6 separate regions of the Homo sapiens genome follow, and regions 2, 3, 4, 5 and 6 are each linked to region 1. The links are chromatin contacts, found by Hi-C or POLR2A ChIA-PET in ENCODE. All regions are on one chromosome and are shown on one strand. The core of a region is the stretch at or near the end of the contact, and the rest is flanking DNA. Distances in the headings are between cores, read along the strand shown. Region 1 has its middle 66 kb from the start of LINC00501. Region 2 has its middle 86 kb from the start of TBL1XR1-AS1. Region 3 overlaps LINC02015 (long intergenic non-protein coding RNA 2015). Region 4 overlaps LINC00578 (long intergenic non-protein coding RNA 578). Region 5 overlaps LINC00578 (long intergenic non-protein coding RNA 578). Region 6 overlaps LINC00578 (long intergenic non-protein coding RNA 578).

Region 1 (3,869 bases), core at 474-2,973:
ACAATGGGTCTAGCACTTCTGCTGACCTTGTTTTCAGAAACAACCACAGGGCCTCTGGCCCCAGTGGAACTTGACTCATAAAGGCGAGAGACTTGACTATTGAAAAAGGTCTCCTATGAAATCTGAATTTCACTTAATCCTCAGAACAACTGTTGAGGGGGTTGTTACTACTCCCATTTTAAGACGCGGGCTGTAGAGAGGGTAACCACCCTGTCCACATTCACACAGCGAACACGTGGTGGGGCAGGGCTCAAGTCCAGGCGATTCCAAAGTCCCCCCGTGCTGTTTGCGCCACGCGGTGCTCCCACCAAGCCCACTCCGCGGGGAGAAAAACCATAGGCCTCGGAGGAGGAGCGGCTCCTCGCAGTGGGGTGGGGCAGAGGCCAGCATGAGGCCTTGTTCACTGGAGGATTCCACAGGCCTGGAACGGAAAGAATGAGAGCTCTGCAGGCAGGCAGAGCCCAGGGCGCCCAGTGCCCCCAGGCTGCGACAGCCAAGTCGGTGGGCGCGCATGGCGGGGCTTGAAGGAAAGGTCCAGAGCCGGTGGGAAAGGCCACGCCCCGGGGTAGAGCGCTTCCTTCCAGATCCCGGCCTTTAACTGCAATTCCGTTTTAAGGGCAACCCTGCCCGGTTCACACCTAGCCTTGAAGATGACAGATTGCACTGTGAGCAATTTGCAGGGTGAGAACGGGAGCCTACGACTCCGCACCTGCACTGCCAGAGCCATAAATGCAGCAAATCATGGCCTATAAAATGTCACCACTGCTGAAGTGCAATTTTCCAGGGGTCTTCTGCAGAGGGAACTCCACCACGGAGAGCGACCCTCGGCTCTGCAGCCTAAGAGGAAGGCCCCTGCAGGGTGGGGGAGGGAACAGGGAGGTCTTCCTCCCCATCCCCTTCGTGCCACTGCTCCCCCCTTTGTGACCCCACTCTGCCACGTGGTAAAAGCTTCCGGGGGGAGGCATTAGTTATTTCTGTCTGAGGAGTTTTTGACCAAACGTAAACATCAGAGGAGCGGGAACCCGAGCCCCGCCTGGGCTGGGCGGCAGCGACCCCGACGCCGCGGCGGCAGAGCCGGAGCTCGAAGCAGCCGCCGCTGTTGCGAGCCGCCCCTCCCCCGCCAGGCTGGCGAGCCCATTTTCGCTTGGCCGGTCTCCGCGCTGCCGGATGGATTGCGCCCCACCCCCGCTCCTCTGCTCAGTCATTCAGACTTGGAAAGTCAATAACACGCTGACATCATCAGGGGTTTGTGTATTATTACACGGCTACTTTCCAGAGTACCTGGCATTATCTAAGAGAGGAGCACTCCGGCTGCCCAAGAAAGGGCCTGAACTGGGAGCTTGGCGGCCTCGGGGAGGGGCGGCTGCTCAGAGCCAGGCCTTTCCCTAGTGGGGAGGGCATCTGCAAGGCACAAATTAGAAACAGACTATGAGCTTTTGCTTCACTAAATGCAGATGCACTTTAGATATCGATACATGCTTCATTTTGCCTTCGGGTGCACTTATAAATCATCCTTAAGTGACCTCTATTTCTACCAAAGACATCCACTTGGTCTTTAAGAAGCATTCTTAGTGATCCTCACAAAGGAAAAAAAAAAAAAGGAGATATCTTCTGTGACAGGAAGCCAAAGGCTGATTTTCTTTTTTTTTTTTTTGAGACTCTTGGAGTGTGTGTGTGTGTGTGTGTGTGTGTGTGTGTGTGTGCGCGCGCGCGCGCGCGATTCTCTGTTATGTAATCGCCATCACGGGTGATTAGGTCTTCTAGGTCTTTCCCTCCAGGGCTGAACTGGATGGTTTGGTTGCTGTGTTTTTCTTAAGCCTCACACAGGGCAAACACACATGAAAAACATGTCCCAGATTTATGGCGCAAAACTGCTCTCCAAGCAAATTGCCTTAGAAGACTGTCTCGGTTTTGGAGGAAGGAAATAGATGAATTTGTTGCTAATTAAGACTCCTTATCTTACTACTCTGGCATTTCCTTTTTTCTAGAACGAATTTTTAAAAATAATTTTATGTAGTTTAGATGTTCCCTCCCTTCCCCCTTGCTGTAATGGTACTTGAAATAGCTTAAATAACTAATTGTATAGACAACTGTACTTTTGTTCTACACACACACACACACACACACACACACACCAGTTAACGTGAAAGGCAGTAACTCATACAACATGGTACCTTTTCTGTTTGGCCATACAGACTGTTTCCTTCTTTACACACACAGGGCTGATCTCATTTAAATTCTCTTAGCATCTTAAATTGCAAAAAATGGCAGCCAGCTGAAAACTGGCTACCTGGAGAATTACAAGGGGAGAGAGCTGTTCTTTGGCCTCATCTTAATCTCTCTGTACCTCAAGCAGGGAGTCCATCTCTGATAAAAGTCTTTAGAGCTCCCCAGGAGGAAGCGAAGCAGACATGTTTTTCAACAATGTAACAATTTCCCTATGTGTACTTGATCATTTCGGGAGAACTTGTAGTAGATTATGACTACTTCCCTCCAGATGGTCTGACGGAAAAACTCTCCCACCAGACTTGCACTTCTAAAATCACTTCCCCAGGCCTGGCCCTCCCACCCCACCCCCATTTCCCCTTTCGGAGGTGCAGGCAGCTGGGGAGGCCTGGAACACCAGACCTCCAAGATGGCCCAGCATGTGTTGAGTCTGGAGGCTGAAGCTGCTGAAGTGGGGAAGGGTCGGGGCACTCGCCTCCAACTGGGAGCTATTTACCTAGGGGGTTTCCCTCAGCTCAGAGAGGAGCATGCAGACCTGACAGTCTGTCTTTTTGGTTCTCAAGATGAAGAAACTCTTCAGTCTCTAAGCACTTCCGGTTTTTAGCCCAGCTGACCCTCTCGTCTTTGCCTTAGCCTCTCCCAGACACAACTGCCTACTATAGGGATCCGTGCTAGGGAAGGACGTGGGCCACCTTGCTTTGGGTGCTGAGCTTCGGCAGCGGGCAACGGACTTCCTACCCTAGAGTTTCTGCCTAAGCAGGGGAGGACAAAGTCTGGAGGATCAGCTTGGATAGAACCTGATAAGTAGGAGGCAGGCTACCAGTTGCCAAAGTTCAGCACCCCTAACTAGAGGCTGACAAGGTTCTTTGCCTAGCAAGGAACCTTATATTTGGCAGAGGAGGAGAGAATTCAGTGAAGAAGAGCCATGTTGGGGGGATGGAGGAGCAGGAGTCTCTGCCCTGGACAAGCTCAGTGTGTTGGAACAGGTAGACACAGAAATGACCGCCTGAGAGCATGCCCTCTGCCCTTCAGTGAGGGCCTCTAAGGGGCTGGTCCTCCTGTGCTGTGGGAGGGAGAAGGAACTCCAGGTGACCGTGGCATCAGGCTATTCCTCCCACAGCTGGCCCTGGAGGAACCCTGGTAATCTGATGGGCTAGGAGCGGTCCTCCGGGAGTGACATTATTTCCCCCGTTCCTCTGGTTCTTTACTGCCAAATATTTGTCAGCTGGAAAGAACTGGTTGCATTTTGATTCATAGGCTTGTCTCTTTCAGGCGGTCCATGTGACGATTCTAGACACGGAGATTCAGTTATCAAATACAGCATCCTCCAGTGGTCCGCTTGCTTTGATGAAGACCACAGCAATGCTTCTTAAACTGTCATGGGCAAGATTTTTAATCTACTGCCCACTGATATTTTTGTTTCTAAAAAATTAGGGAAATAAAACAGATGTATAAGATACAAGCCAATTTTTTATTATTAGATTCAGAAAATTACATGACAAAATTACCCTGTCAAACTGTTATGGCTATTTCTAAGTGTTATTCTCAGTTGCTATGCACATCTCATTGTGGAATGCAAGAAACAGTTGTTGAACCTGGGACCACACTTCCAGTTGCACTGGTGCAGACATTGAACGTGGATT
Region 2 (3,965 bases), core at 917-3,416, 410 kb before region 1:
TGTAGGCAAACTTAAGACATTCATTCAATGGCTCCTTTGTCTTGGCTCACCTTGGTGTTACAAGGCCCTCAAAGAACCTGATGGCACCTGAACAGGAGGCATACCAAGAAGTGAAGACAGCAGACCTCGTTTAAAAGAAAGAGAAAGAGACGGCATTCACTCAAAGAGAAGGGTCTGCCTTCCCCATTGGTATATTCGAGGAAATGTGATCATGTTTCGTATTTACACATGGGCTGGTTGGGCACCTTCATCAATTTATCATCCTTTTTCTCCACCCATGAATGCACCCCTTGGTGGGATGGTGACTTAATGATAGCAGTTTGTATTTGTTGAGCTCAGCACTCTGCTACGTGTTCTACATGCACTGTTTTACGGTCAGGTAAGTGCCAACACAATCGTCAACTTACGGATAAGGAGCAGAATAATGGAAAGGTTCAGTAATCGATCCCAAATCCACAGCTGGGAGGTAGTAGAGCCAGGATGTGAACTGCCAGTCCTGTCTGACCCCCAAGCATGTGTCTGAACTCCTCAATTTCCCCCATCTAGCTATGTGTTTCCCAAAAAATCCCATTCCTCCTTGACATATGTCAGAGTTCTTCCTCCTTAGAGGTAAAATGGGGGAGAGATAAGGCATAAGGAAAAGAAAGACATTGACAACATGGAAAAAAAAAAAAAAAAAAGACCAGATCTTAAAAAGAAAAACTGGCCACGAGAAATTTTCATTGGTGAGAGAAGCCCAGAGATCTTTAAAATAAAGATGGCTACTCTTCCATTTTAAATTGTTTCCCATGCAGTGTTCTATTCTGAGATCTCCCTGCTGTATTAGTCAGCTAGAGCTGCCATAACAGATTACCACAGACTGAGTGGCTTAAACAACACAAATCTGGAGTCCAGAAGCCTAAGATCAAGGTGTTGGCAAGGTGGGTTTCTTCTGGGACCTCTCTCCTTGGCTTGGAGATGGCTTTTTCCTGGGTCTCCACATGTTCTTTTTCTCTGTGTGTCCATGTCCAAATCTCCCCTTCTTATAAGGACACATGTCATATTGAATTAGGGCCCATCTCAATTATTTCATTTAACTTTAATTACCTCTTTAAAGACCCTTATCTCTCAATGCGGTCTCATTCTGGGGTACTGAAGATTAAAACATAAACACATGAATTTGGGGTTAGGGGAATATGCAATTCAACTTCTAGCACCACCACCCACCCGCCCACACACATACACACACTTTATGCCAGACTTTCAGTAAAAATCTGCAAGATACACTGTCTTGGGTAAAAGAAATTGGTGGAAAATTAAAGACAAAGTTGTCTTCCATATATGGAATTAATGACAAAAATAGAAAAGGAAAAAAAATGGCCAGGAGGTGAGATGCAAACAGGGAATAAGAATTTAACAGAAGCAGGAAATCAAGGTTAGGAAAGCAAAGAAAAATGTGCCAGGAACAGTTTAACCCTACCCCCACCACAGAGATACTAGGATTCCCAACCAGATGTGGATTTGGCCTTGAGTGTATTTTGTTTTGTTTGTTGTGACTATTAAATGAATGATAAATCCTAAATCCTGGACATCTTTGGGTGACATGGTGATAACTGGTATGGCAATTTTTCAGTGAATTACCATTAAATCCCAGCCTATCTAATCACAGGTCATGCAACTCATTGCGGTAGAAATGTAGTCCAAATATTCATCTCTTGATTCCCAGCCCAGTTTACCATCCCTCATCATTAAAACAGAACTAGAGAGGATGACAAGGGCTAGAGGTGAAAACAACAGTGGGCCTCTCCTTGGATCCAAGGCAGCACAATGATTCAAAATCAAATGTGTGGCTGCCCAGGAGAGAAATTCAGGTGACTCACAGACGCTCTTTGACTCAGTCCTGTGTAATGGAATTTCAAAACAGGAATAACATTATTACACCTTCCAGCAATTCACAGCCAATATTTGCAATTAAAAATCACCGGGTTCTAGCCTTAAATAAGGCTGTTGAAGAACTTATGCTAATAAATGGCTCTCCTTCGCACTTACAAAATTATTCTAAGCCATTGGGAAAGGTCACTTCTGCTAACAGTGTACAAAAAAAAGATCTTCCCTTTGGTTCTAATTCTGGGTGAATGGCATGCCTGTGGGGCTGACTGACAGGACCCTGTGCCAGCATGGTGCCACATGCCAGCTGGTCAGTACAGCCAAGGAGCATACGTATGCTGGGCCCTGTATCAGCAGTCTCAGCTGGTCACTGACAAGGCAACCATGCTGAAGACATATTTTGCAATTTGGTCACACTAAAATTTGATTGCGTGTGTATGTGTGAGTCCATGTATGTTTAATGATATGAATCAATACAGTTTATTGGCAATTGTTTTTCAGACTGACAATAAGCAACACAAAAGCTCAAATAAATTGTTTCTCATCTCTTTGGAATCATGTGGAGCAAACAGGTGTAAAAAAGGAAAAGGAAAAACAGCCAAAAAAAGAGGACAGGTAAATGAGACATTTTACAGTACATTAAGGTGTGAGGCTGGCACTGCATTCTTACTAAAATACACACACACACAAATTGGGGCCTTATAGAGGAAAGAAAATAAATTTAATCTCCAGCTCGCCCAATGCAAATTCAAGGCATTCCATTCTTACTGTTCACTCCCAAAAGCTACAATCTGGCCAGTAGGACAAGAATTATGCAGGCATAAAAATATGGAGCAAAAATAAGGGAAGAAAATGGGTCCCTGAAAACCTTAAAGAAATGAAATATACTTTAAGAAATATTGGAGGGGTCTGGAAGCAGACACTGGAACAGCAACCAAATCAGTGTTCAGGTATCCAGGAAGCTGTTTGGGGTGGGAGGGAGTAAGGCTTACGAGGGCGGCCTGACCCCCAGGACGCCACGGGTCGAGTCGAGGAGTTAATGCAGGATGTTGCTGACCAGCAAGAACTTGCAGAGGAGATTTTAACAACGATTTCAAGACCTGCAGGGTCTGGAAGAGTTTGACAAGAATGAGCTCATAGCGGAATTAGAAGAACTCATCTCACTTCAAAGCCATAGGGCTGCATCACTGCTTCCTCTACAGAGTCTGCACAGGGGAGGGGAAAACTGGCCGGGGCAGGGGGCAGTAAGCAGAGCAGCAGATGCCTGCTGTTTATGATGTTGAATTATATAAAATAAACTGTATTTGCAAATCCAACATTTAGCTTCTGGGCTAGATATCATAACTTCACTGCTGAATCCTCAATGGAAAGAGCCACTTGTTTGCACTTGAAGGTGTCTGAAAATGTCATCTCTGTCCTTTTAAGACAGGCAACTTGTTCCACGTTTCTCTGTCAGACTTGTATGGTACTGGAAGAAAAGCCATTTTTTAAAAGTCATAGACCTTCCCTTGTCCTTAGCTGTAATAATACATCTGATTTTGGTTTCCTAAAGAGTTGTATTTCTCTTCAACCCTGTATGTACCTCTCTTGCCCACTCCTCATTCCCACTCCACTGGTCTTTCGGAGTTTGTGATTCTTATTTGAAATTGACAATATTCTCTTGAGAGCAAGTAAGATTGTTAGAATTAAATTGCAGCCATAGAGTTTTTAAATATAATTCTAAGGTCCTTGAGGCTGTTTGTAGTAACTGCTAGATAACTTGTTGGAAACATGTGCACACATTTGTATTCAAATGAAATTATAGTTTGCACTATCATCTATTAAATATCTTGATTAATTTTTTAAGAAAAGGAAAATATTGGAAAACCCCAAAAAGCAATTTTATTTTGTTTATTTATTTATTTATTTTGAGACGGAGTCTCGCTCTATTGCCCAGGCTGGAGTACAGTGGCTCAATCTCGGCTCACTGCAACCTCTGCCTCCCAGGTTCAGGTGATTCTCCTGCCTCAGCCTCCCGAGCAGCTGGGATTACAGACACATGCCACCATGCCTGGCTATTTTTTTTATTTTTGGTAAAGACAGGGTTTCACCATGTTGGC
Region 3 (3,994 bases), core at 398-2,897, 470 kb after region 1:
TAGTTTCTGACCCACAGAAATTATTGTGTTAGGTGCTACAGAGAAGAGAGACATGTCTCAAACTATCCCTGCTCTTGAATAATATGCATTAAAGAAAGAATATAAGTAATACATTAATAAACTACATTCATCAGGAGGCTGAAGCCAGAGGATCACGTGACGCTAGCAGTTCAAGACCAGCCTGGGCAATACAGTGAGACCCTCTCTCAAGCAACAACAGAAATTAGCTGGGCATGGTGGTGCGCAGCTGCAGTCCTAGCTTCCTGGGAGGCTGAGGCAGGAGGACTGCTTGAGCTCAGGAGTTTGAGGCTTCAGTGACCTATATGATCTGTTACTCCAGCCTGGGTGACAGAGAGAGACACTATCTTTAAAAAAATTAATAGAGGCTGGGTGCGGTGGCTTGTGCCTGTAATCCTAACACTTTGGGAGGCCAAGGTGGGCGGATCACTTGAGATCGGGAGTTTGAGACCAGCCTGGCCAACATGGTGAAACTCTGTCACTTCTAAACATACAAAAATTAGCTGGGCAAGGTGGCATACGCCTGTAATCCCAGCTACTTGGGAGGCTGAGGCAGGAGAATTGGTTCAATGTGGGAGGTGGAGGTTGCAGTGAGCCGAGATCACGCCACCTCATTCCAGCCTGGGCAACATTGAGCGAGACTCCATCTCAAAACAAACAAACAAACAAACAAACAAAGTTCAAAGTAGATAGTGATGATGAGAGGTACACGTGTGGTGTTAAAAGTAGCTCCCCATTTATATCTTACCGCATTCTGTGGACCACCCCACAGAAGATATTGTAACAAATAAAATCTTTATACTTTCTAACATATTAACTCTTTTAATTTCTTAATGGTGGCTTTTAAATACTTAATGATTCTTTTATGTGGATTTCAAAAGCCAGACAGTGCAGTATCCATGCATAGCCACCCAGGACTACTAAAGGTCATAGTGGAGAAGACTTGTCATAAATATTATAATCCCATGGATAATTCTGTCCTTTAACTCTGTATGCAACTTAGATCATAAACTTGCAAAGTGGATGCCAAGCCTCATATTAGTTCTTCATCTCAATTTGTCAAAAATTGATTTCACCAAGTTCAGAGAGAGAGAAAATAAAGCACAAATGCACTGTTTTCCTAGAGGGCATGTGCATATTTTCTATACATTCGTTCAACATTATTAAACATTTATTATATTATGGGAATGGTACTGAGCATGGAATTATAACAAAAGTAAATTTTTTAAAATTTTCCTCAAGGAAAATAATTTATTGTTTAGGTGGAGAGACAGATATATAAACGAATAGTTATAGCAATGAGAGAAGTACAGATAGACATTTGTAAGAAGGGAAAAGGCAAGCTCTGCCTAGCAGGATAGAGAAAAGGCCACATTGAACTGGCGTTTGAATTTCCTCTTGAAAGATGTGCATTTTGCCAAGTGGAGATTGTACAATAGGAATGATATTCATCCTGGTTAGGAAATGTTCTTGGAGCACCTCCCAGCCTTTCGGTCTAATATTTCCTGAGTACCTCTCAAGGATTCAGTGTGGGATTAGGTGATGTGGTAATTATAAAGAAATAGAAGCCTTGTTACTCGTCTTCAGAATGTTTACTCATAAGGGGTAGTAAATTTCCCTCCCCACACTTTCAACAGTGATTAAGAGGTCATGACTGTCAGTCCTAAATTGTGTGTCACGTCATAAATTCTGTAGATTAGAGAGCATGATCATGTAATTCACAGCAACCAGGGCAAGCCTCACAGATGGGGTAAGGCCTAATCTGTTCCTTGGAAACTGGGATGAGGTTTGGATGTGGGAGAGAGAATGCTTTAACAGTCAAGCCACAAACCTGTATTGAGGGCCTACCATGTGTCAGGCTCATGAATAAAGAAGCAGCATGGGAGTGGGGAAAAAACTGGGATTGAGGTTACATGTGTTTGTGGAAAAACCTGGCTGGACTAGTGAGTTTGAGGTGAGGGATGGCGGGCAATAAGTATAGAGTGAAACGAGTTTGGGCAAGAAAACTGCAGCTAGATTAAAAGGTGCTCTGAAGGACAGGCAGTGGCTTTTGGGTTTGGCATTTATGAAAATGGGGAGTCACCAAAGGTTTTTGAGTATGGGAGAGAGCTGCTGAAAGAAGTACACAAATAAAAGTAACCTTCTTTAGGGAAGTTACATTGGAACAGCTGGAAGGGCTTGTAGAGATCCCTTTACTCACTACCCCATCTGAATATCCTTCAGATGGCCATCATTTGACTGAAAAGGCAATGAAGGCCCACAGAGGTTATAGGATTTGCTTAAGACAAATAGAGTAATCTTGTCTCCATTTCAGGCTCCTTCTTTTGATCTTAACAGTGTGTGTGTTCTAGGCTGGGTGGATGGACAGTAAAGGGAGTAGGAGCATCGAGGTCCAGGACCAGCCAGGCTGAATGAGAGGGCAAACAGGAAGCAGCCGTGACCCAGATTATGTTACAGCCATAGAATGAGCATATTAGAACTCGTAGAAGACCTAAATGCCATCCAGCCTTATCCTATTGCTTTGCAGAGAGGGACAGTTGAGGGCCCAGAGGGAAAGTGACTCACACAACAGAGCGATCTAATGACCTGACTTTAAGTCCAGCTATTTTCCCTGTGTCCACCTCCCTTCCTCCTTCAGATTCTATGGTTGTGTGGATGGGCTCTATTTTCTGTCCCCAGCTAGTTACCTGTTCATGCACTACACCCCTTGGATCCTCTGTTAAAGAGAGACTTAGTAATTGGGATACCTGCGCTGCCGATGGATTTGCCACATCTATTCTGTTCTCAGGTTGTATGTTGTTTGTGTGTGTGTGCTTGTGTGTGTGCATGTGTGTGTGTGTGTGTGAGAGAGATGTGCTACAAAAAGAAAGCTAAGGGAGGCATGCAGAAGACTGCACCAGAATGAGTTTGTACCTTTATCCAAAAAAGCCACAGTTTCCTTCATTCTTTCTCCTCCCTAGAAGGAGACCAGTTCTTATAGCTGCAGAGAAGGGTAGGGAATGACAGTAGGAAAGGGGCATTGCTAGAGTCAGAGGCACAGGTGGCATGAGAAGTGCAGACCAGTCAGAAACAAGGCCCATCACACTCTTACCCTCAGCCCTGTGCTCTGGGATCCTCTCTGTGATCCTGATCGTGATCGTGTAAGGGTAAGAAGTTGGGAGGAAGGAACCTCAGCAACATCTCCTCTCTTGCCCTACTGAACTCTGGAAGCCACGTTGTTTTCCAGGAGAGGTGGAGGAGGTCAGGGCCTAGCTAATATCTGGTGCTGCTGGAGAAGATGCTTTCCAAATGGACAGTTAAGAAGAGTGACGAAGGTATTTAAGAAATTTAGCCACAAAAGCACTTGTAAATAGTGTTAAAAGGCAGTGGGAAAGAGATATTTAGATTTGGTAATTTAAAAAAGTCAATGCACACCTATATGAATAAAGTTTTGAGTAGCCTCTCCCCTGCCCCTAAGAATTCGGACATTTATTTAACTGTGGCCCGAATAGTGAATGGAGATGTACATTTTAGCCTTCAGGGATCAACAAATGAGTCCTTAAAGAAACAACAGGCCTCTAAATAACTAAGGGAAGATCAATATAAAATTATTCCTGAGTATAAATAATAAAATATAGTTGAAAAATTAAATTACCTTATCAGAACTTTGGTTGTTCTAGCAAATATTTTTTGCACAGTATAAAATTCCAGAATGCACACTTAAGGCCGTTCAGCTATTTACATGCTAATATACATTTATTATTAATGTGCACATTGAAATATTTTTTTCTCATTTAAGGTATATGTATATGTTTATAATAGAGTGAATATCCCTGAACTCCATTCACACAACGTACAGTATTTTTTCATTCATTTAAACTAAGATTTATCTATATAGTTTATATTTTATATTTGGGGAAAGCTAAGTAGCAGAAATTTTATAACATAGACAATGATATTCACATATTCAGATCTACAACTCAGCCCTCACTGCTTT
Region 4 (3,501 bases), core at 755-3,254, 390 kb after region 1:
AGGCGGAGGTGGCAGTGAGCTGAGATTGCACCGCTGCACTCCAGCCTGGGCGACAGAGTGAGACTCTGTCTCAAAAATAAATAAATAAATAAATAATAAAGTCTAGGCAATGCAGCAGACTGCAGACAAATGGGTCTCCAGACTCATGAGCACTTGGCTTTTGTTACTCTCACCTCCACCACCCTTTACCTGGTTCTATATCTGTCCTTTGGACCTTCCTGCATTTACCTTCCTGCTTTTGCTCCTTAGTCTGGTTTTGTCCCAGAATTTACTCTCCTACTGCCCGCTCTCCTGTCCCTGATGGTTCATAGTTTCTTACTATCAGGGAGAAACCCTGATATTGACTTGGCCCAGCAGTAATTCTGTCCATGCAATTCTCTTGCATGGGCTGTGACAGGCAGACACCTCACTAATTAGATCAGCACAGGGGTCTGCATACATTTAGTGTGGGGACCTCCAGCCCATCCTGGAGCGCACAAATTTAGTTCAGCACCATTCAGCTGCTGAAATTTGATGCAGTGGCCCTGGATGACCAAAGAATGTGGTGATAATTCTAAACAGGGTGTGTTCATTAAGTGAAGGAAATGTAGAATACGTTTTAGATGAAAAAGAAATTTTTAAGTTTGGAGGGTAAAGATCAATCATCCGTAAAACTAACTGATATATAACAGTTCATTTTTGTTGATACTAGATAAATAAGGAGTGAAGACATTTTCAGAATTACAATGGCATTTATCTGCCTTCATTAAATTAAGCTCAGGAAACTAATGCAGACTCCAAATTGCCCACAGTCTAACACAGTCTCTGCATCTGCGGTTAACAAAATTAAATTTGGGAAAATCAAGAGTAAGACTTTTAATGTTTCTACCACCTGTCAGCCTGGAAAGTTTTCTTAGTTTTTCTTTTTGGAGAGGCATTTGAGATTTGTGTTCCTGTCAACTTGAGAGAGGAATGGAGGAAGTCAAAGGGAAGAAGAGGAGCTGATGTTGCAGTCCGAGGGGAAACAGGAGTGAGGGCAGGGAGCCCAGAAGAGGGTCAGGGTGAAGATGGGTGTGGGGAAGGCAGAGCAAACCAGCTGCTGCTGTCAACCCTGACCTATTTCCTGGAGCTCTGGGAGCCCTCCCATCCCTGCTCTCAGCAACAGTGATGCTGCCTTTGGGCGGCTGTGCAGCCAACCCACACTGAGTGATAGCTGTCCCTGTCATTTTCTTAAATGTCACCAGTGAAAGAGACATTTCCACCTCCCTGGAGTACACATACTCCACTTGTGGATAAGTGGACACTTGGTTCCATTTTCACAGCTTCCAAAAATTGGTCACAGATGACTAACAATTGTGTCAACTTCTCTGGTATGAGAAGCCATAGATGGAGGTATACAGAAATGATTTCTTAAAAAATGTAATGTCCTTTCTATGTGGCAGTAAAACATCTTTCCTGCCACTAGGAGAAATGTGTTCTTTGAATTATTTTCACAGCCATAAAGGCAGACCTGTGAAAGGCTATCTGTACTGGATAGTTCTCTGCTTTCATGGATTTTATTCAGAATCATCCATTCTTGGAAATGGTGGGGAAAGGGGAAATAAAAAGAGAACAAATATATGTTGGATTAGTTAGTATAAATTATAATTCATAAACTACAGTGTCCAAGCAATATTACCTTCCACATATTCTAGAATAGCTTGGTTCCTATTTTTGAGCCCCTGCCTGGTGCCAGTAACGTGTTTTCAGCTAATTCAGGGTTTCTGTCCCCATTTTCCTTGGAGGAATATCTAAGTTCTTTGGGGATATTGCTGGTGCCAAGCATGAAGCTGTTGGAGAACGAGGAGGCTTTGGCATCTTGTCCTCAGCATCACGTAAATCCTATCAGAACTTAGAAGTGAAATGGGAAGGATTGTTTATCTCCTGCCCAACTAGCTGCTGGGTTGTTCCTTACTCCCACTCACAAGGTCTCTTTGTGTCACTCTAGGTCATTTTGCTCTCCTGAGACAGTCTGGGAACCACTTTGAGGCTGTTTGAGTCCAGAGCCATGGCCTAGGCCTCTTGCAGTGTGGGGATCCTGCTGTGTTCCCTCAGCCGAATCAGGGGCACTGGGCAGTGCCTTCCCCTCTCCTGGCCTATTCTCAGCCACGCCTAAGTGATCTTATTTCATCTTGACACTAACCTTGGATATTTGAAATAGAATTATTCATTTACAAAGGAGGAAAATGAGATTCAGACAAGCTAAATACATGCCAAAGCCACATAACTACAAGTGGCAGAGCTCAGTCTGCTTTCCAAACCCATGCGGCTCCCTTCATCACCGTGACTCACCCACTTTATCCCCCAACTTCGAGGAAGTCTCTTCTGATCACCCAAGAATAATGTCTGCCTCCTTAGAAATTTTGTAGCCGTTGGTGTTTCAATTTTGGGAGTGACATCTAATTGTCACACACTGTTTCACATGCTAGCTATCTGTGCACGTATCTAGACAAGCCTGCTTAGGCTGTGGCTCCTGGAAGGCAAAGACCACTTCTTGTGTTTATCTCTATCCCATCTACTAACACCACACTCTGCACATGATAAATGTTTAATATATGATTGATTACAATAAAAACGTGTTAAAAAATTGGTAAATGGATGAACCTCTACTTTCTATATGAATGTATTCTATCTGTGTGCTTACACTGCAATTATAGGCTAGTTAACAATGCATGGCCTATAGATGTCTGCCCTTGTTCTTGCCTTCTAGTTCCACAGTCCTTAATCCACACTGTACTTTGGAGAGCATACAGGTCCAGCAGTGATGCGGCTCTATCTCACGCCTACTCTCTTATTCTACTTACAGAATCTGCTGTCCCCTGACTTTTTAATTTCTCAGTTTTCTGACTCCATTCCCAGGCTCCAGACATAGGCCTCTATGCTCTTCTTTTTAAAGACAAGTCATTTGGACCCTTACTTGGAGCCTTTCTTGCCCTGTGGTAAGATTGAATCTCAACTCTGCATGCTCCCTCAATTGCCAGGGCACCTGGGACTCTGGGAACAGACAGGGTCTGTGCCCACATCAGCCTGGTGGTATTCTCACTGGCTTGGAGTATTCTTGCCAGTGTCCTCATCTTCCCACAGGACAGAAGGATTATCATACGGTGAACATATGGAGTGTTCCCAAGGTGCCTCTTAAAAAATCCCAATAACTGGTTCAATGGTACAGCTTAGAAATGCGTAATTGAATTTTTAAAAATAGTTTAGATTAAAATCTATTTAGAAAAGGGGGAAATGATATATTTTCTTATATATGCTATGGCAAAGTTTAATATCCAAGGATAATCCCTACAGAGTTGTCAGATCTGTTGGTTATAAGGGAGAGATACCTAATTTAAATTAATTTAAGCAAAAGAAGAGAATGAATTGTTTATATAACTGAAAAGTCTAGGGCTTCAGGCACAATAGAATCCAGTGATATCTGTCTTTCTCTAAATCTAGAGACTTTGCTTTCAAACTTTAATTTGGACCCTAACAGGTGGG
Region 5 (3,851 bases), core at 514-3,013, 290 kb after region 1:
TCTTAGAGTAATAGTCAATGCCTTTTATCCTTGAGCTAAAACTATATATGAAAGAATAGCATAGAGTTGGTAGATCAGGAGATTTAAGGAATGACAGAAGTATAGCACATTGCAACTTTGGCTGGAATCTGACAAAGTCACTCATGGTGTCTTTTTGAGAACAGTAAGAAGGGATGCAGGTTGGTACTTCCCAGTACTGTGAGTGAAATTCATAACTGGTTGAAAACAGAACCCAAAGGAGGCATGAGTATGAGGTCAACTGCATACTTGAGAGTGGTCTCTGTCTTAACCGACCACATGTCACTATTTTCAACAGTGTTTCAGAGGTGGATATTAATGGCATGCTGATGAAATTTTCAAATGGACTCAAGTTGGGAGAAGTGAATATTTAGATGAAGATTAGCTGACAAAGTGCTCTTGACAAATTGAAATAATGAGTTATATCTAACCAGACAAATTTTAAGTGGATAATCATAATGAAACAGCACAATGATAGGTTGGGGTAGGAGTGGGGAAGAAGATTTGGATCAAATAGTTGGTGAGTCTAGTTGGGAGTAAGTTCCACTTGAGTGCCCAGGGCAACATGACTTGCAAAAAAGGTTAGGTTCCTTGGCCGAGTTAATAAAAGCTATTATTTATATCAAAGAGGGTTTTAAGTGTCTTTCTTGTCTGGCTTGCCCAACTTGATGGGAGCCTGCATGTGGATTTCCGGTATTGTATCTCAGCATGCTGGCCGACTGCAGTGTTGGAGAGACACACACAGCCTGGAGAGGGACAGGAAGCTCTGTGGTGGAAGGTTGGTTGAAGACATCTGCATTGTTTAGCTTGGAAACTATTACTTAGCTTATAACATTAATTGCTAAGGATTATTTATTTGTAACAAAAATTTACAATGAGAAAAACCCTCCAATACACTTCAACTGAACTAATTAATCAGTGTGGTTTATGAAATGTTTGAATTGGTCACCCATTACTATCTTTGTATTAAAGTTTACCATGATCTTTTCAAAGAAGTGTTGAGAAAGAAGATAATTTGGATTTATGGTGTGTCTCTTAGAATTTGGTCTCCTGCAATTCTCTGTCAATAAATTTGCTTGGGGAGTATCTGTTCTTCTGTGCCAATAAAAAAGGTATGAGTTTTATAAATAATAATAGTCCACAGGCTTGAATGTGCAAAGCTGAAACTTTCTATCTCTATAAATGAATTTAACGCTCTCTAGTTCCTATTTCTGCTTTTAATGGAAAACTTAATGTTATCACTTTGACAACATTCACTTCTAGTTTAAATCGAAACTAAAATCTAAATTTGGTCTAAAATTCAGTCTAATCAGAATTTTCTTTGCTTCTTCTGCTTCCCCGGAGTTCCTGGCAGGTTGGTGTGGCATAAGGAAAGAAAATCTGATTTTCCTGTTTGTCTCTGATCTCTGTGGTTCTCACAGAGGGTGTGTGGGGGGGGTCTCCTTCCATTTGGTCTTTGGTCTTCCCTCCATGGAAGGTTTATGCACCCTGTATCCTCTGACCTGGAACTGTGAGTGGTAACCCCTTTTCTCAACCACTTCTGTGACTTTTTTTGTATGCGCATTGGGATTGTGTGCCTTCTTAGGTACTCTTGGCTCTTTTCCACTTACCACCCTGCAGAAATCACAGCTTTGGGAACTGCACCTATATTCCTCCTTCGGCCCTTTGACCTACAGCTTGGCATCGTGTCAAACTCAGGGCTTTGCTGTGAGCTGCGCAGTATCTGAACCGCATTGTGGAAAGCCAGGAAATGGGCTCTTTTTCTCTGAAATCCCCAGTTCTCACCTGTGACTTCTGGTGTGGATGCTACCAAGGTCCTATGAGAGATGGCATTGTCAGTGTGCCAAGCCACTTCTCAGGTCCTCACAGCATGCAAGCTCTTACAATTATTATTTCTTCTCCAAGTGGTAGGAAAGCTGCTCTTTGCACAGCTAGTTTCCTCTGAAATGTTTCCCACTCCATGAATGCTTTGTTCTGAATTTTCCAGAATTTATCTTTTGTAATTCAAAGCCAAATCTTCAGAATCTCCAATAGTTTTGTTTTTTCTTGTTCTCAAGTGCCTGCCTCTGCTAATGTCATGAATCAGTTGTGGAAATGCAAAGCCCAAAGTGTACTCTATTTTCCCCACCATCAGCCTCATGTACCCCTCTATAGACTGCAGAGAAAAAAAAATGGCTAAGAAGGAAAAATACAAATGTTTCCATTATATTGGGCAGGAGAGGAGGTGGTAAGGTTAACATTGGAATTGGAGTGGGAGTGGGAGGCCGTTAGGTGGGAGGGGTGAAAACTATTGTTGGGCTTGTGGAGCTTGGAAAATCTCCTTCTGTGGTTCTGATATAATTCTTGCCTCTCCCTAGAACCTCACTTTGTGAGGTTCAGTGTTTACCAGTGTCTTTCATTGTGTGACACATTCTTCAATAAGCCATCGTGTATTGAGAAGCGGGCTGTGGGTCATTGTTCACTGCACTTCAGGGCACTCATCCTTTCCTCTGTCCCTAAGGAACACAAGAACCACACCTGTCTTTTCAGCATCCTGTCTTGCAAGCCCAGTCACACGGTGGGTGCTCTGGAAATATTTATTGTATGAATGATTGAAGACGGTATGAATGACTGAAGACGGTATGAATGACAGCCAGGTTTAGTTTTGGGAAAAAATTATATTCAAGACAATTGAGGAGGTGATGCTATTCTGGATTAGGAAAAGGAGAGGGGAAAAAGGGAAAATAGCTTCTATATTCCAAGAGACTCATATTTTGAAACCCAAGATGGCACAGAGAGTATTGAGTTGTGTTTATTAGGGGCTGAGCAGTTTCTAGTGTCTGATAGCCAGAACATTGCATCTGCCTTCCCCTCTTATCCCCTCTGCAATAAGACATGAAGTCTTGGTTAATCTATAGGTCCTTGAGCAGAAGTGTCCTGGGTTATCCAGTCCTCAGCATCAGCAGTGTTCATCTATTGATCAATTGGAGCCTCAGTCAGGATCTTTGAACAGCTTTCCTTGGGCCAAGGGCCAGCTTCCCCAAGTGAGTGTTCTGCATAGAGGCCTGCACACCCCAGCCAGGTCATACCACCTAAAGTCACTCCACGGAGGTAGACACAGAAGGAGGAAACAATTCCAAACCAGGAATTTGTTTCCCCAAAATGTTTCTATCATTGATTTTCGCATTTATTTTCTACTCTTAAAACCATTAATAACCATGAAGCTGAAATAGATGCCTGGTTAGTTTCAAATCAGTTCTGTGACATTATTGACTTCATTCTATATCAGAGGAATAAGGAGAATTTTTGGGGAAATTATTTTAAATTCTGTCCTACTCTGTCTTACCTTATCTTTGTACTTCTTGATTTTTGAAAGCAGTGTGGTAGTGAATCATTAGCTATACTATCCTCACAAGCCCATGTCAGATTTTTTAGTATTCCTTACAGGAACACATTCTATCTAATAAATTTTTCAGTCAGGAAATCATAGGAGAGAAGCCACTGGTCGTTGCCAGATTGGGAAAAAATGGAAATTCAGCTTCATTTAAAAATATTCTCTCTACTTGACATATTTAAATATGTTATTCTTTATTATGTTTTGATTACATAAGCAAAGATATTTTGCAATCTGCCATTTTTATTTACAGCAAAGTCATAGAAATGAATCTTTCTCTTTTAGTTTATGGTTGTGTGGGAAAATGTGTTACTCTTTAAGATCATTGAAGCTTAAAATATAAGCTTGAAGTTTTACATATTGATAAGTTGAAATATTTTGGCAAAAAAATTGTATTAAGCAACCAAAAATTTGAGAAAGTACGGCTAAAATATCTTTCCTCATTGTAATAAAATAGAGA
Region 6 (3,589 bases), core at 936-3,435, 370 kb after region 1:
TTGAAATAGATAAAAAGACCACAGTGGGCTGGGCACGGTGGCTCATGCCTGTAATCCCAGCACTTTGGGTGGCCCAGGCGGGCGGATCACCTGAGGTCGGGAGTTCGAGACTAGCCTGACCAACATGGAGAAATCCCGTCTCTACTAAAAATACAAAATTAGCCAGGCGTGGTGGCATATGCCTGTAATCCAAGCTACTTGGGGGGCTGAGACAGGAGAATCACTTGGACGCGGGAGGCGGAGGTTGCTGTGAGCCAAGATCGGGCCATTGCACTCCAGCCTGGGCAACAAGAGCGAAACTCCATCTCAAAAAAAAAAACAAAAAAACAAAAACCCACAATGATGCAATTTTACAGTGGAGTAGAGAGAGTGGGATCAGCTCTGAATTTGGCATGGGCAAGTGAGAATTTATAGTCAAGGAGCAGGCTGGGGTCAATAGATGGAAAATTACTGAGAGGAACCATCAGGGGCAAGGGGGATTCTGGTTAAATGAACTGAACAGCTGAACAGGATTCTTGCTGGAGACAGGCCAGGGTGGTCAGACATCACCTGGGGGATGGTGGAGGATAAGGAACATGATCAGATATAAAGGGTTATCTGATATCAAGGGTGGGAGAACCCTGCTAAACTGACTTAGCAGGGTTCCCCCTAAAATTTGATTTCACAAGGAAGTGCACAGACAGGCCTAGGAGAAGATTTGGGAAACTGATTCAAGTTTGGTTAAGCAAAGAATTTTTGTCACCCCTGAGGAAAGTAGCAACCTCCAGCCACTGACCTACGGGTGACATAAAAAGGTCTGCCCACATGAGGAGTTTGTTCTAAGTAGGATTCAGTGGGGGAACTGCTAAAGTCCTTGAGCTTGGCATAACAAAATTCAAGATACTCTTTGTAAATAATTAGACTATTACTGTGGCAATGAAATAGAGGACAAGAAAAAGGAGAGACTGATGCAGGAAAAAGAGTTAAGAAGCTGTTGCAATAATGTAAGTAAAAATGACCAGAAGTTATGCTGGTGTCTCCCACAGATCACTTTCACAGAATAAGACAACCAATTAGATGTGGGTGTCAAGAGAGAACTGAGTCAATAGTGTTGCCTAGGTTTGAACCTGATGGTTAGTAGCACAGTGGGGCCGTATAAAGAAATAGGGAAATCAGGCCAGGCGCGTTGGCTCACGCCTGTAATCCAGCACTTTGGGAGGCCGAGGAGGGCGGATCACGAGGTCAGGAGATCGAGACCATCCTGGCTAACACGGTGAAACCCTGTCTCTACTAAAAATGCAAAAAGAAATTAGCTGGGCATGGTGGCAAGCACCTGTAGTCCCAGCTACTTGGGAGGCTGAGGCAAGAGAATGGTGTGAACCCAGGAGGCGGAGCTTGCAGTGAGTCGAGATTGCACCACTGCACTCTAGCCTGGGCAACAGAGCGAGACTCTGTCTCAAAAAAAAAAAAAAAAAAAAAAAAAAAAAGAAAGAAAGAAATAGGGAAATGAGAATGAGAAGAATGCAGTTTCAGGAAAAGACCATGAGTTCAATTTGGAGCATGTCATGTTTATGCAGCCCAGGGGAACATGAATGACTGGAATGATGTCACTAAAGACCAAAGGCTATAGGATACGAATGGTGCTACTTGAAAGACTATTTTTTTAAGGTCTTTGAAACAAATGGCTTCTTGAATAAACTCATCACACACATCTACCCCCTCCCACTCAAAGTCACTTTGTTTGCCTGAATCACCCTCTTTATTTTTCCTTTCTTTTTTTTTCTGCTTTCTGTTTTTGTTTTTCTTTTTTAAGATTGAACATAAGTCAACTTCATTCCAGTTCAGGTCAGAGTGCTCTCTAAATCAAAATTAGCATTTTGAATTGATGAAAGACTGAGCTTTTAATTAAAAAATATTAGGTAATGAATGTACCAGGAATGAACTAAAAAAGATGCAAGCTTTTCTTATACTGACTTCAGTTTTATTCCCCAGTGTCTCCCACTGAGGGAAGGTCATGAGCAACAAGGCACCAGCACACTGGATCCAGAATTGCTAAAGCAAGTTTTCTTCTCCGGCAGAGTCCCTGAGGACGCTGAATCCGGCTGAGCTGTGCAGGGTTTCATATTCTTCCCCTAAGTAAATTAAATCATGAGCACATCTCATCACAGAGGCCTGCACAAAAGCCTGCTCTACCTTTTTGGCAAGCAATGCTTAAAGTGGAGCATTTAGAAATGCTAAAAGCCTGCCTCCCTCAGCCATCTGTGTTGGCTGGCCCAGCTGCGACCACGACCACGGGTGGGCCCTGGGGGTTGGGGAGCGGGTGGGGAAGCAGGGTCATGGTGGCAAATTTCATCCATGTGGGAGCCAAATCGAGTCCAAATGGACTCCTGGCAACGTTTTCTCTCTTTTGGTCAATAATGATGTAATTCTTCCCTGAAGCAGCTAGAGATCCTATTGGATATTTGCATGGAGGAAGAGACTATCTAACCCTTTTTCCCCAACTTTGAAAGTGCTAGAAATGTGAGGGTAAATGAATACAAATAGGAACGTGCTGGGAAGATACAGTAGGGAAGCCTTCTGTGGCTCTGCAAGCTGATACAAATGCTGGCTTAATTAGAAAATCAATCTTGCTGTCCGGCTGATTGATTGCAATCCTCTGCTGGAGGTACGAAAGAGAGTCGAGTCATGACGAGATAATTTTTTCCTATTACTAAAAGAAGGCTTAATGTACATCTCTAAGCAATTCAGCGTGAAGAACTTGTTAAAAACACGACCACATTTTCCCTCTTGTTAATTGAATCTTTGGGGGCGGGGAGGAGAAATAACACAGCAATTTGTGTTTTGTGAAAACGCCTATTATATTTTTTTTCCTGAGGATACCCACGTTCTGACAGGTGATTTAGTAATTGTCTTCAAAGAAATGGAAGCTTTTATTATTATTATTATTATTATAAGAAGGAGGATGGGTGGCGGCTCACCACACGCACAGAACTGACGTAAGAGGGAATGTTTGCATTGGGAAGGATTGACGTTGCTAACCCTCAGTTCACACTTTTTGGTGTCCACAGTGTGCTCACCCAAACATATTGTAAGTATAAAGGTTAGATATTATCTCCTATGCTCAGATGAGGAACAGGCTTTGAGAGTTTAACTTGACCAAGGCCACACAGATGGTGAGTGGAGGTGCCTTGGAGAAGGGTTGCTTGTGCTCAGCTTTGCATTTCACAGATTCCATTTGGCTTCTTTAGAAAGGCGACCATAGCTGATCTGTTTCTGTTCATTCCTTCTTTCATCCTATTGGTTCTCTGGCACCCTCTGATCTGCTTTTAACGCCCAACTCAGGGCGCATCCTTAATTCAGAACACAGGTCTTGATTGCACAGAATTCTCATGCTTCTGCTCTGCATTCGTTTCCTCTCAGTCTTGAAAATGCAAAACATTTCTGCCTCAACTCCAGGACTCCATCAACTGTCTCTCTGTAGCTTTAACTGTTTTATTTGTCATTTCATAGATCTGTATAATGTTGAAGCTATAGCTCTCTTCCACGGAGAGTGATCCCTACTGATTTTTTTTTTTTTCTGCAGAAAAGCCTCTTACAAAATGCTTGCTGC

Evidence for each region. Hi-C counts contacts between places; a loop is a spot of excess contacts on that map. ChIA-PET counts read pairs that join two places held with the same protein, here RNA polymerase II (POLR2A). Pooled maps may share reads with other maps.
Region 2: a map of gastrocnemius medialis shows a loop between it and region 1 (4-fold over the local background). The contact joins two enhancer-like sites. A Hi-C loop is called at or near these places in 3 of 168 maps with a recorded cell type or tissue (PC-9, cardiac septum and gastrocnemius medialis) and 10 of 50 pooled maps.
Region 3: a loop to region 1 is called in a map of sigmoid colon, with 5 times the contacts of the local background. The contact joins two enhancer-like sites. A Hi-C loop is called at or near these places in 5 of 168 maps with a recorded cell type or tissue (HepG2, ascending aorta, esophagus muscularis mucosa and 2 more), 1 of 37 single-sample maps with no recorded cell type and 9 of 50 pooled maps. POLR2A ChIA-PET finds 5 or more read pairs at or near these places in 4 of 52 experiments (CD4-positive, alpha-beta T cell, HepG2, OCI-LY7 and 1 more).
Region 4: a loop to region 1 is called in a pooled map, with 2.3 times the contacts of the local background. The contact joins two enhancer-like sites. A Hi-C loop is called at or near these places in 1 of 168 maps with a recorded cell type or tissue (esophagus muscularis mucosa) and 5 of 50 pooled maps. POLR2A ChIA-PET finds 5 or more read pairs at or near these places in 3 of 52 experiments (B cell, CD4-positive, alpha-beta T cell and PC-9).
Region 5: a map of CD8-positive, alpha-beta T cell shows a loop between it and region 1 (2.0-fold over the local background). The contact joins two enhancer-like sites. A Hi-C loop is called at or near these places in 3 of 168 maps with a recorded cell type or tissue (CD4-positive, alpha-beta memory T cell, CD8-positive, alpha-beta T cell and naive thymus-derived CD4-positive, alpha-beta T cell), 6 of 37 single-sample maps with no recorded cell type and 7 of 50 pooled maps. POLR2A ChIA-PET finds 5 or more read pairs at or near these places in 6 of 52 experiments (CD4-positive, alpha-beta T cell, CD4-positive, alpha-beta memory T cell, CD8-positive, alpha-beta T cell and 3 more).
Region 6: a loop to region 1 is called in a map of psoas muscle, with 2.3 times the contacts of the local background. The contact joins two enhancer-like sites. A Hi-C loop is called at or near these places in 9 of 168 maps with a recorded cell type or tissue (Right ventricle myocardium inferior, Right ventricle myocardium superior, cardiac septum and 5 more) and 11 of 50 pooled maps. POLR2A ChIA-PET finds 5 or more read pairs at or near these places in 1 of 52 experiments (WTC11).

The regions. Positions count from the first base shown.
Region 1 is chr3:177,358,853-177,362,721 of GRCh38, forward strand. No RefSeq gene overlaps it. Among named protein-coding and RNA genes, the nearest start is that of LINC00501, 66 kb to the left of the region's middle. RefSeq lists enhancers at 1-3, 677-1,518, 1,029-1,323, 2,614-2,813. Within about 2 kb of position 1,724, at least 38 of the 41 ENCODE cell types and tissues checked have a DNase peak (open chromatin) inside an H3K27ac peak, as active enhancers do; they include CD4-positive, alpha-beta T cell, CD8-positive, alpha-beta T cell, gastrocnemius medialis and 2 more, where a contact is called at or near this core.
Region 2 is chr3:176,949,150-176,953,114 of GRCh38, forward strand. No RefSeq gene overlaps it. Among named protein-coding and RNA genes, the nearest start is that of TBL1XR1-AS1, 86 kb to the right of the region's middle. Within about 2 kb of position 2,167, at least 6 of the 41 ENCODE cell types and tissues checked have a DNase peak (open chromatin) inside an H3K27ac peak, as active enhancers do; they include gastrocnemius medialis, where a contact is called at or near this core.
Region 3 is chr3:177,829,009-177,833,002 of GRCh38, forward strand. The region is part of intron 1 of LINC02015 (long intergenic non-protein coding RNA 2015); the gene reads left to right. Among named protein-coding and RNA genes, the nearest start is that of LINC02015, 14 kb to the left of the region's middle. Within about 2 kb of position 1,648, at least 5 of the 41 ENCODE cell types and tissues checked have a DNase peak (open chromatin) inside an H3K27ac peak, as active enhancers do.
Region 4 is chr3:177,752,592-177,756,092 of GRCh38, forward strand. LINC00578 (long intergenic non-protein coding RNA 578) reads left to right here. Exons shown (of 4, transcript NR_047568.1): 4 at 1-113. Among named protein-coding and RNA genes, the nearest start is that of LINC02015, 63 kb to the right of the region's middle. Within about 2 kb of position 2,005, at least 10 of the 41 ENCODE cell types and tissues checked have a DNase peak (open chromatin) inside an H3K27ac peak, as active enhancers do.
Region 5 is chr3:177,646,273-177,650,123 of GRCh38, forward strand. All of the region lies in intron 3 of LINC00578 (long intergenic non-protein coding RNA 578), which reads left to right. Among named protein-coding and RNA genes, the nearest start is that of LINC02015, 170 kb to the right of the region's middle. Within about 2 kb of position 1,764, at least 4 of the 41 ENCODE cell types and tissues checked have a DNase peak (open chromatin) inside an H3K27ac peak, as active enhancers do; they include CD4-positive, alpha-beta T cell and CD8-positive, alpha-beta T cell, where a contact is called at or near this core.
Region 6 is chr3:177,727,991-177,731,579 of GRCh38, forward strand. The region is part of intron 3 of LINC00578 (long intergenic non-protein coding RNA 578); the gene reads left to right. Among named protein-coding and RNA genes, the nearest start is that of LINC02015, 87 kb to the right of the region's middle. Within about 2 kb of position 2,186, at least 9 of the 41 ENCODE cell types and tissues checked have a DNase peak (open chromatin) inside an H3K27ac peak, as active enhancers do; they include heart right ventricle and psoas muscle, where a contact is called at or near this core.